2 separate regions of the Homo sapiens genome follow, and region 1 is linked to region 2. Evidence: read pairs that join two places in POLR2A ChIA-PET (ENCODE). Cell type or tissue: endothelial cell of umbilical vein. All regions are shown on one strand. Links, peaks and the distances in the headings refer to the core of each region. The heading gives the core; the rest is flanking DNA. Region 1 overlaps F2RL1 (F2R like trypsin receptor 1). Region 2 overlaps IQGAP2 (IQ motif containing GTPase activating protein 2).

What was found. Peaks named below come from ENCODE experiments on the same cell type or tissue, not always from the same donor. Only the 100,000 strongest peaks of a DNase experiment are listed, where the experiment ranks them.
Region 1: POLR2A ChIA-PET joins it to region 2 with 5 read pairs; 7 of 35 experiments call an interaction of 5 or more read pairs at or near these places.

Annotation. Positions count from the first base shown.
Region 1 is chr5:76,828,992-76,834,374 of GRCh38, reverse strand. It overlaps F2RL1 (F2R like trypsin receptor 1), which reads right to left. Exons shown (of 2, transcript NM_005242.6): 2 at 1-1,685. The coding sequence ends at 574. Among named protein-coding and RNA genes, the nearest start is that of F2RL1, 13 kb to the right of the region's middle. In endothelial cell of umbilical vein, for the core only: no CTCF peak of the experiment used is centred there; a DNase peak (open chromatin) is centred at 3,104; H3K27ac peaks cover 2,539 bases.
Region 2 is chr5:76,701,893-76,707,275 of GRCh38, reverse strand. IQGAP2 (IQ motif containing GTPase activating protein 2) reads right to left here. Exons shown (of 36, transcript NM_006633.5): 35 at 4,686-4,794; 36 at 1-76. Among named protein-coding and RNA genes, the nearest start is that of NCRUPAR, 7.8 kb to the left of the region's middle. In endothelial cell of umbilical vein, for the core only: no CTCF peak of the experiment used is centred there; DNase peaks (open chromatin) are centred at 1,445 and 2,955; H3K27ac peaks cover 1,347 bases.

The DNA of each region.
Region 1 (5,383 bases), core at 97-5,096, 130 kb before region 2:
ACCGCACCCAGCCAAGATCCATGATTTTGATGAAGTGGTACAAGAACCTCACTCACTGGACATTGAAATTCTACTGTCCAATCCCAACTCACTGCTGTTGATTGGAAACCTGATTCTGGCAGCTCATTTATCTTGGTTTCCTCATTTGTAAGGTCGTTCAGTTGGACTGATCATCTCTGAGGGCCTTGAAGCCCTAACAAGTCTATCATGATCCCAGATGTAAAATATATATATGTGTATATATATAATTTCAGCTGAGAAGTGAGTCTTCACACCAAGTCTACTTTTTGCAAGTTACTGGGTTTCTGTCTTCACCATCTTCTGAAAAGTCTGCTTCTGTTGGTTCAGTTTCTGGGGTCATCTGAGTAGAGAGATTCTGAAACAGACACTGATGTTAATTTGGGGGACTACTTTTCTCATGCAAACAGGGGAGCTCCTAGCAATCCTGAGAGGTGCTGCATCCACATGGTATGTGGTGAGACCTTTTTGATTAGGAAATAACAGACACGTCCTCATAACATTAAACAGGTTCCACATCCTACTGTGCAATTCCCATCTGAGGACCTGGAAAACTCAATAGGAGGTCTTAACAGTGGTTGAACTTGAAGAGTAAGAGCTGGATTTCCTGGAGTGTTTCTTTGAGGTGAGGGATACTTGCATCTGCTTTACAGTGCGGACACTTCGGCAAAGGAGAGCGTTCTTTGCATGATCCCTGAAATCATGTGAAACAAAGTAATAGACAAAGGGGTCGATGCAGCTGTTAAGGGTAGAGAGGCAGAGGGCTACAATGTACAGGGCATAGACATGGCTCTGGCCCTGGCTCTTAATCAGAAAATAATGCACCACAAGCAGAAGGTTACTAGGAGTGAAGCAGATCAGGTACATGGCCAGGACAGTGACAATGAGTTTGATGGCCCTCTTCCTTTTCTTCTCTGAGTTTTCATCCATGGCAGAAGATCGCAGCATTCTGATCATCAGCACATAGGCAGAGGCTGTGAGGAAGGCTGGGAACAGAAAGACCCCAATGGCCAGAGAGAGGAAGTAATTGAACATGTCTCCCACCAAGAGCTGCTCAGGCAAAACATCATGACAGGTCGTGATGTTCAGGGCAGGAATGAAGATGGTCTGCTTCACGACATACAAAGGAATGGTGACCAGCAGAATCAGCAGCCATATTGCCAGGGAGATGCCAATGGCAATGTTTGCCTTCTTCCTGGAGTGCCCCATGGGGTTCACGATGACCCAATACCTCTGCACACTGAGGCAGGTCATGAAGAGAATGGAACAGTACATGTTGCCATAGAAAAAGCCAATAAGCACATTACAAAGAGCTTCCCCATAAATCCAGTTGTTGCCATGTATGTGATAGGCAATCTTCAAGGGGAACCAGATGACAGAGAGGAGGTCAGCCAAGGCCAGATTGGCCATGTAAATCACAGCAGGGTGCTTCTTCTTAGTTCGGAAAAGAAAGACCCACAGGGCCATGCCGTTACTTGGCAAACCCACCACAAACACAATTGTGTAGACAATTGGAAGGAAGACAGTGGTCAGTTTTCCAGTGAGGACAGATGCAGAAAACTCATCCACAGAAAAGACTGTTTCAACTGTAACTCCTTTTCCAGTGACGTGGGATGTGCCATCAACCTTACCAATAAGGCTTCTTCCTTTAGAGGATCTACTGGTTCCTGTACAAGAAAGGAAGACAAGGGTCATTACAGAAATAAATGTTTCAGCAGTAACACTGGTTTGTTCAAATGAAAGTACATTCATTTATTCATTTTTTAATTTATGAGACAGGGTCTCGCTGTCACCCAGGCTGGAGCGTAGTGGAGCGATCATAATGCACCGCAGCCTCAAACTTTTGGGCTCAAGCAATCCTCCTAAACAGCCAGGCCACAGGCACACACCATCACACCCAGCTAATTTTTTACTTTTTGTAGAGATAGGATCTCACTATGTTGCCCAGGCTGTTCTCAAACTCCTGGCCTTAAGATTCTCCTGCCTCAGCCTCCCAAAGTGGTGAGATACAAGTGTGAGCCACTGAGCCCAGCCTCAAATGAAAGTACTTTAGATGAAAACAGAAATGTACTATTAGAGGATTACACAAAATGCTTATAGGGGCTTTTCTTTGTGTAATGAGATTATTGGGATTTCTATTGTCTGGTTTAGTTTGGTTTTATGGGTTTTTTTCTTACAGTGAGTATTTTTGTATCGGGGAGTTGTAAGGAGTTGTGGGATGCATGTGGAGCATCGATTTCTAGGAATATAAAGAAGACTAACAATATTTCAATTTATTTTTACAAACTGTCCACACTCATTAGTCCCCAGCTATTCTTTTTATTTTACTTATTATTTTTTTTTTTTTTAGAGATGGGGTCTTGCTATGTTGACTAAGCTGGTCTCGAACTCCTGGCTTCAAGTGATCCTCCCATCTTGGCCTCCCAAAGTGCTGGAATTACAGGTGTGAGACATCACGCCCAGCTCTAGCTATTCTTATCACATGACCAACAACAGTCCTTTGATTTATCAATTAGTAAAATTTGGTTTGGCTGGGCATGGTGGCTCATGCGTGTAATCTCAGCACTTTGGGAGGCTAAGGCAGGTGGATCACCTGAGGTCAGGAGTTTCAGACCAGCCTGGCTAACATGGCGAAACCCTGACTCTGTTAAAAATACAAAAATTAGCCAGGCGCAGGCGCCTGTAATCCCAGCTACTTGGGAGGCTGAGGCAGAAGAATCGCTTGAACCCCGGAAGTGGAGGTTGCAGTGATCCAAGATCATGCCACTGCACTTCAGCCTGGGTGACAGAGCGAGCCTCAGTCAAAAAAAAAAAAAAAAAATCAGTTTAGGAATGTGCAGTAATTCCTTTCTAAATTCTCAAGTGTGTAAAATAGCGATCCCCATCCTGACACCAGTTTTCTAATTTCTCACTTCATAATGGCCTTCTATCCCACTCTAGCCCTGAGCCAGGATCCTTCCTGGCCTATTCAATTCATCATACCCTATTCAGAGCTTGCCACAGGGAGATTCCAGGACCACAAGGGACATTCCCTTTTCACCCACAACGATAGCCTCAACAATGGCAGGGATTTTCCCTGCTCATGTGCTGGTTTCCTGGAGAATGTCCCATGGAGGCCAACTGGCAGGGAAACCGTCTGGCCTGGATAGGTGGCTGTACTGATGACAGACTTTCAAGCATGTAGCATGACAAGCTAACTTATTATCCCTCTCTTATATTATGAAGTTGACCTAAAAACCACAAAGAAATGAATGGCATGTCCTCCCTACATTCTGCCCCTAAGTATTCATGAACCTGCAGGAGTAAGTAAGGACAATATAAGGATACTGAATAATTTTACTCTAATTCTGGGGAAAAGTAGGCCTCACCAAGCAGAGAAGACAGGGCAATACTTGCACTGCCGTATACCAGGGGGATATTAAACCTACTCATGCTCTTATCTCATAATGTTATGCTTGGTCATCATTTTTCCACTAGAAGCTTTACACTAATGTTCCGCAGAATTTTTCACATCTTAATGCTTCCCTATTTGGGATGCTAGCCTGGGTGGAGTGTTGGGGGATGTAGAGATCAATATTTCACTTTTCACTTAGTGTAGTGGGTTGAAAGGTGGTGCCCCCAAAAGAGAAGTCTATGTCCTAATCGCCAGACTCTGTGAACATTATTTAGCAAAAATGTCTTTGCAGATAGAATTAAGGATCCTAAGATAAGAAGATCTCCCTGGGTTATCTAGGCGGGCCCTAAATCCAATGACAAGTGTCGTTTCTAAGATAAAGGCAGAGGCCTGGCGTGGTGTCTCACGCCTGTAATCCCAGCACTTTGGGAGGCTGAGGTGGGTGGATCACGAGGTCAGAAGTTCAAGACAAGCCTGGCCAACATAGTGAAACCCTGTCTCTACTAAAAATACAAAAATTAGCCGGGCGTGGTGGCAGGCGCCTGTAGTTCTAGCTACTTGGGAGGCTGAGGCAGGAGAATTGCTTGAACCTGGGAGGCGGAGGTTGCAGTGAGCCAAGATTGCGCCACTGCACTCCAGCCTGGGCGACAGAGTTAAAGTCTGTATCAAACAACAAAACAGAGAGAAAAGCAGAAAGAGATCTGCAACACGCAGAAAAGGAGAAGCCAGAGGAGTGAGTGACATGAGAATGGAGGCAGAGATTGGAGTCACATCAAGGAACAGGCCAAGAATGCCAAGAAATGCCAGCAGCCACTGCAAGCTGGAAAAGGCAAGGAATGGACTCTCCCTTAGAGCTTTTGGAGGGCTTGTGGCCCCAATTCCTTGATTTCAGACTTCTGGTCTCCAGAACTGACAGAATAAATGTGTTGTTTTACATCATCAGTTTATGGCAATTTGCTATGGTAGCCACAAGAAACTAATATGCTTAGGATAGTCCTATTTCTAGTGGTTCTATTTTTTTTATATAATTCTTCAAAAAGAACATATGTTGTTTTTAAATTTAAAAAAAATTCCTACATATTACAGTGTTCTTCAAATATTTGACCATAACCCCTAAGAACCATATTCCACATACTAACCCAGTTCCCAATACACATATCCATGGTGGAAAAACGTTTCACAAAATAATAATTATTCTTATTACATAGGGTGCACTGATACTTTCTATTGTATTCTATTCCATTATTATAAAAAGCCAGTTATTATTCTTTAACACTGATTTCACAGGCCACTTAACTTAGAATGACAATGTATGTAACAATTAGAAAGTAACATACTGGAAATTAATTTGGTGTTGGATTCAGTGCTTGATTAGTGTTATAGACTGAGCAACTGGTGCAGTTATTGTGGAAATTATCCAACACCAAATTAATGGAAATGAAGGGGGCAAAGTGTTAAACAACACCACAAATGTAGTCAGTAAAATTGAGACTCTGGGAACTGCTACAGGATAAAGGACCTGTTTTTTACAAAATATAAATTATAAGGCAAAAAATAAGAAAGAGGGCCAGGCACAGTGCCTCATGCCTTCAATACCCAGCACTTTGAGAGGCCAAAGCAGGAGGATTGATTGAGACCAGGAGTTCAAGACCAGCCAGGGCAACATAGCACAATGCCATCTCTTCAAAAAAAAAAAAAAGAAGAAGAAGAAGAACAAAGGTAAAAAAAAGGTGTGGAGGTGAAATTTATAGAGTAGAAGATTTAAAAGACATATCAGTCATATAATGTGTGTACCTTGTTTCAATCCTGATTCAAACAAACCATAAAAATAACTTGTTTTTTTTTTTGAGATGGAGTCTTACTCTGTCGCCCAGGCTGGAGTGCAGTGGTGCGATCTTGGTTCACTGCAACCTCCGTCTCCCAGGTTCAAGCAATTCTCCTGCCTCAGCTTCCCAAGGAGCTGGGATTACA
Region 2 (5,383 bases), core at 192-5,191:
GAAGGTTTACATTCACTTTAACCTTATCAAACATTTTCATTACAGCTACTCCTTCATATTGCATCTGAAGTAAATCCTGAAATTGTAAAAAGCATCATTAAATCTCAACTTTGACATTTTGTGCATTTAAAAAACATATTAGAAGAATTTGTTGACAAAAGTCAGATTCAATTGACCTAATCACCTGGGTGGGGTCTAACTATGTTGCCCAGGTTGGTCTCAAACTCCTGGCTTAAGCTATCTTCCCACCTCAGCCTCCCGAGTAGCCAGGACTACAGGCGCATGCCATGGCACCAGGCCATAGATGGGGGTTCTAAAACTTAAGTGTACATCAGAATCATCTGGTTAAAAACATAGGCTAGTTAAAATAAAGGCTGCCTGGGCTCCTCCCACAGGAATTTCTTGTTATGTAGCTCTCTGGTGGGGCCCATCAATTTGCATTTTAATAAATTCCCAAGTGATTGTGACTTAGATGAAAGAAAATAGCTTTTTGGAATTGATAAGGGCTGTATGAAAGTAAATGATGATCATTAAGTTAATGTCAGATATATAATTTCAATTTTTAATCGAAAATGTTAAAACACAAAGTTCTGGCTAGATGCATATTCTTTAGAAAGCAGTGTTTTCTGGCTGGGTGTGGTGGCTCATTCCTGTAATACCAGCAGTTTGAGAGGCTGAGGCAGGTGGATCACTTGAGGTCAGGAGAGTGAGACCAGCCTGGCCAACATGGCGAAACCCCATCTCTACTAAAAATACAAAAATTAGCTGGGCGTGGTGGTGCACACTTGTAATCCCAGCTACTCAGGAGGCTGAGGCAGGAAAATCACTTGAACAGAGTAGGCAGAGATTGCAGCGAGCCGAGATTGCACTGCTGTACTCCAGCCTCAGCGACAGAGAAAGACTCTGTCTCAAAAAACCCGAAAAACAAAAACAAAAACAAAAACAAAAACAAAAACACAGAAAGCAGTGTTTTTTTAAAGTGAAGTGAGCAAGACATTCACTGGGGAAGCAAAAAGAATATTAGAACTCCTATTTCTATTTATTTTTTCTCATTTTTTGGACTTTTTTGGTATATAATACAGCACGTTTTAGAGTACAATAGCAGAAGCATGTATACTTTACAAATAACTATGTATGGAGAGAAGTGCTCATACTATTTCCTGATGAAGTGACCAAAGTTTGGAGACCATTGTACAAAGCGGTGGTCCGCACTTCTTGAACTAGGCTACTTCTGTTTCTGTACTGAGAACAAGCCCTCATTCTTAAGTCGAACTGTCATTCTGTTTTTCACTGCCAGCATATAAACAAAGGAAATCAACTCTCTTTTTAAAATAAGTAACTGGATCACACCAGCCATATGCATGAAACTAAGCTGTAACATTTCATAGTAACATAGGTACAGGAAGCCTTTCCCAATGGAAGATATAATTCCTGAGCTGTCCTGGCCCAATATCTAAGTCTCATTTTCTTGTTTCTAGCAAGGTCAATTGTAGAAGTTGGAGTCATCTTTGAGAGAACTCTGACTCTTGGCAGCTTCCTCCTCCACTTCCTCAATTACCTCTCACTGCACTTAAGAAAACCCCTACATTATTCAGATATGCTTCTAGAACTAAAATTCTATAGGGAATTGAAGTCCTTTCATCAATAATACTTTTAGCTATTTAGAGTGTAGAGGAGATTCACTTTTCCTCTGGGAAATGCAACATCTGTTAAACAAAGTCTAGTGGAAAAGAATTAAACCAATAGAGTTAGATTGAAAAGGAATGGCATATGTAGGGGAAGTAGCTGGGTCCCCAAAGTAGGGAGCAGAGAAAACATGGCTGGACTCATGACTTGAAAAGCAGACTTTAGTTTTAGCTCTGCCATTTGCTATCTTAAGACCTTGCAACATGACATAACTTCTCTGAAGTTCTGTTTCCCTGTGTGTAAATTGGGGATAACACTGCCAATTTCACAAGGGTGCTACTGGGAATGAGATATGAGATTAAGGTATATGCAAACCCTTTGTAAGCTACTCTTGTCTTGCAGGATCAACTGGAATCCTATGAGACAGGCAGTGGACTAGAGTGATGAAGAACTTGGATCCCAGCTGCATTATCTTCCATAATTATCCCAGCTAATTATCTTCCATAATTAGCTGTCTGAACCTCAGTTCTTCATCTAGGAGAGGAAGAAGGCCCACCCTGCAGTCCCCGATAAATACCTGACATTATTTTTACAAGAAGAATATATATCACATAAGTCATATCCTCCTGTTACCTATATGGCCTATAATTATAGGATATAATTCTATCCTATGGTTTTCTTTAGGAACTGAAGGGAAAATGGGCTGAAGATAACCAAGAGACATAGAGCTGTAATGTTAGAAGGGGCTTTCTTTAGTCCTTTCAAACTTTGGTCCTGTTCCTGGTCCTTTACTCACAGTAAGGACCTGGCCATCACATTTCTCTTTGACAATTTACACATTCATGCAATTGACTGAAAGCTGCATATATAAATAGAAGTCTGCCTTTACATCTGACAGCTATCAAATGCAGGGCTGGCTCCGTGGGTATGCAATCTGTGCAGCCGCACAGGGTCCCATGCCCAGGGTTTTATTCTCTTCTGTCATCATCCTAAAATCCTTAATAATTTTAAAAACAGGGCACTGCATTTTTATTTTGCTCTGAGCCCTGCTAAGGATGTAGCCAGTTCTGATTATGCACTACTGATTTAAAAAACCCAGGACATACTGGTCACCTGCATATAGCTAAGGATTAACATTTCACAATCCATTATGTGTATAAATGAATGGTATGAACAGCTAATCTTACTGTATACAGAATCCTTAACAAAGGAACAAGTGAAGCTTGGTTTTTATACCAGTACTCAAAGGAAGTCTCATGGAATTATTGCTTTCTCTCTAAACACAATATAAGGTGTCTCCTGGTCACTTGTGACTCATTGGTCCAGTTGATATTGACTGGCCCTGGATAATTTCCTTCTTGGCAATCACATATGTCTTTTGCTATTTCTACAGAGGAATCACTAACCAAAGGGTATCACCACAAGCACCTTCTTTTCTCTTCCTGTATTTATCTGTTACACAAAATAACTGAAGACCCTAATTAGCTAAATTATTAAATGGATACATTTAGTGACATTTAAAGTAAGTTAGAAAACAATACTGTTTACTTAATTATACTTTCAATAATTACATAATAGCTTTCATCTTATCTCCGAATTCTAATTTACTCCATTATCTCAATGTCCTTATCAAACCCATTCAGCTCCCGTTTTTCTTTTAAACTTACAAGGGCTGCCAGAAAAGAAGGGCTCTGGCACACACTCCCATGATGGGGAAGTAATTCCAGTGCATGGAGCCCTGGGCTGCACAGACAGTGAGGCCAGAATTCACATCACTCTCAGGATCTTAGTGAGATGATTCATGTAAACATATGCAAAATACCTGGAAACCATTTTGTAAGTAGTTTGGGGCCCAGGTAAGATGTTATTTCCATTTAAAAAGTGTTACATCAAAAAAGAAAAATAAATTACTTCTTTAAATTGGTTTTGTGCTAAGGATTAAGAAGTTGGGGGCAGATGAACATTTGTTTGCAGTGCTCTCTTTTTTTTTTTTTTTGCACAGAAACTGGATTTCTCGGTTTTCATTTACGTGTATTTGGCTTAAATGTGGCTCTTATGATAAAATAACGATAATTTATATTGCAAACACCATTTTTCTATGTATAGATATCTGTTTTGCATAATGCCTTTCATTCCTGTGATCCCAAGCATTTGACAAATAGAGTTAATAAATTGACGTAAAAACTATTCTAGGGGCCAGGTGTGGTGGCTAATGCCTGTAATCCCAGCACTTTTGGAGGCTAAGCCAGGCAGATCACTTGAGCCCAGTAGTCTAAGACAAGCCTGGGCAACGTGGTGAAACCCTGTCTCTACAAAAAATACAGAAATTAGCCAGATGTGGTGGTGTGTGCCTGTAGTACCAGTTACTCGAGAGGCTGAAGCAGGAGGATCGCTTGAGCCCAGGAGGTTGAGGCTGCAGTGAACCATGATTGTGCCACTGTATTCCAGCCTGGGCGACAGAGCAAGACCCTTTCTCAATGCCCCCCCCCACCCCCTCCCCCCACAAAAAAGAAAAACCATTCTAGGAAAGAGGGAAAAATGAGATCATGAAAGTTCCAGTCCTGGGCATACATGCCACTGTATTCCAGCCTGGGCGACAGAGCAAGACCCCTTCTCAATGCCCCACCCCCACCCCCTCCCCCCACAAAAAAGAAAAACCATTCTAGGAGAGAGGGAAAAATGAGATCATGAAAGTTCCAGTCCTGGGCATACATAGTCTTAGAAAGAAATGCAAGTTTCCAATAAAAGGAAAATTTATAGCATTTATTTAATAGCTCTGAATACTTTTAAATTATATTCTTTTGTCTAAGCTTTAAAATGGAAACATGGCTTAGAGAAACTGACTGCTATGGTTTGCCAGCTAGAAGCATATCAATTTCCAATCATTTGAAAAGTCACAGCTCTTAAAAATCATCAACACTTAACAAATATTGGCAAATAAGGCTGGCACTGGTTTTCTGTTAAACTTTATTGTTGTCCTGAAGAGAGAGAGCCAGGGTAGCAATGTATGATCCACATATAAAATTTATCATCAATGTGCAGAAATTCCAGCAGCTTACCTGAATATTGAGTTGCACCTTTTCCATCTCAACACCAAGGAATTTTGATCTTACATCGAAAATGCCTACATCTTCAGTAGCTATGATATCAAATGTAACATTCTTAAACCTGTGAAGAAAGGAACATTCATACATGAGAAATTACAAATACAGATGTGCTTAAAGCTGAAACAAACTAATGGAATCTCAAATAATCATTTTTAAATAATGGCTTGTTGAGAAAATCCTAAGGAAGTCACCAAAAACCTCACGTCATCTTTCCCCCAATTCTGCTCTCCAAACACTAGGTTTGATGGCTATTGTTGAGATCTGTAGCTCATAGAGTTCTGACATAGGTGCTTTATTACAAAAGAAATAGAAGATACGGTCCTTGCTCTTCAAGAGCATAAAACATAATTGGAAATATGTGAGTCACAGAACATGAACATTATTGACCTATAGCCAATTGAGTATTTCAGATGATAACTTTTATAGAAACTTCAGGCCAGGCGCAGTCGCTCACGCCTGTAATCCCAGCACTTTCAGAGGCCGAGGCGGGCGGATCACCTGGCCAACATGGTGAAACCCCATCTTTACTAAAAATACAAAAATTAGCTGGGCGGTGGCATGTGCCTGTAATCCCAGCTACTCGCGAGGCTGAGGCAGGAGAATCGCTTGAACCTGGGAGGTGGAGGTTGCAGTGAGCCAAGATCCCACCA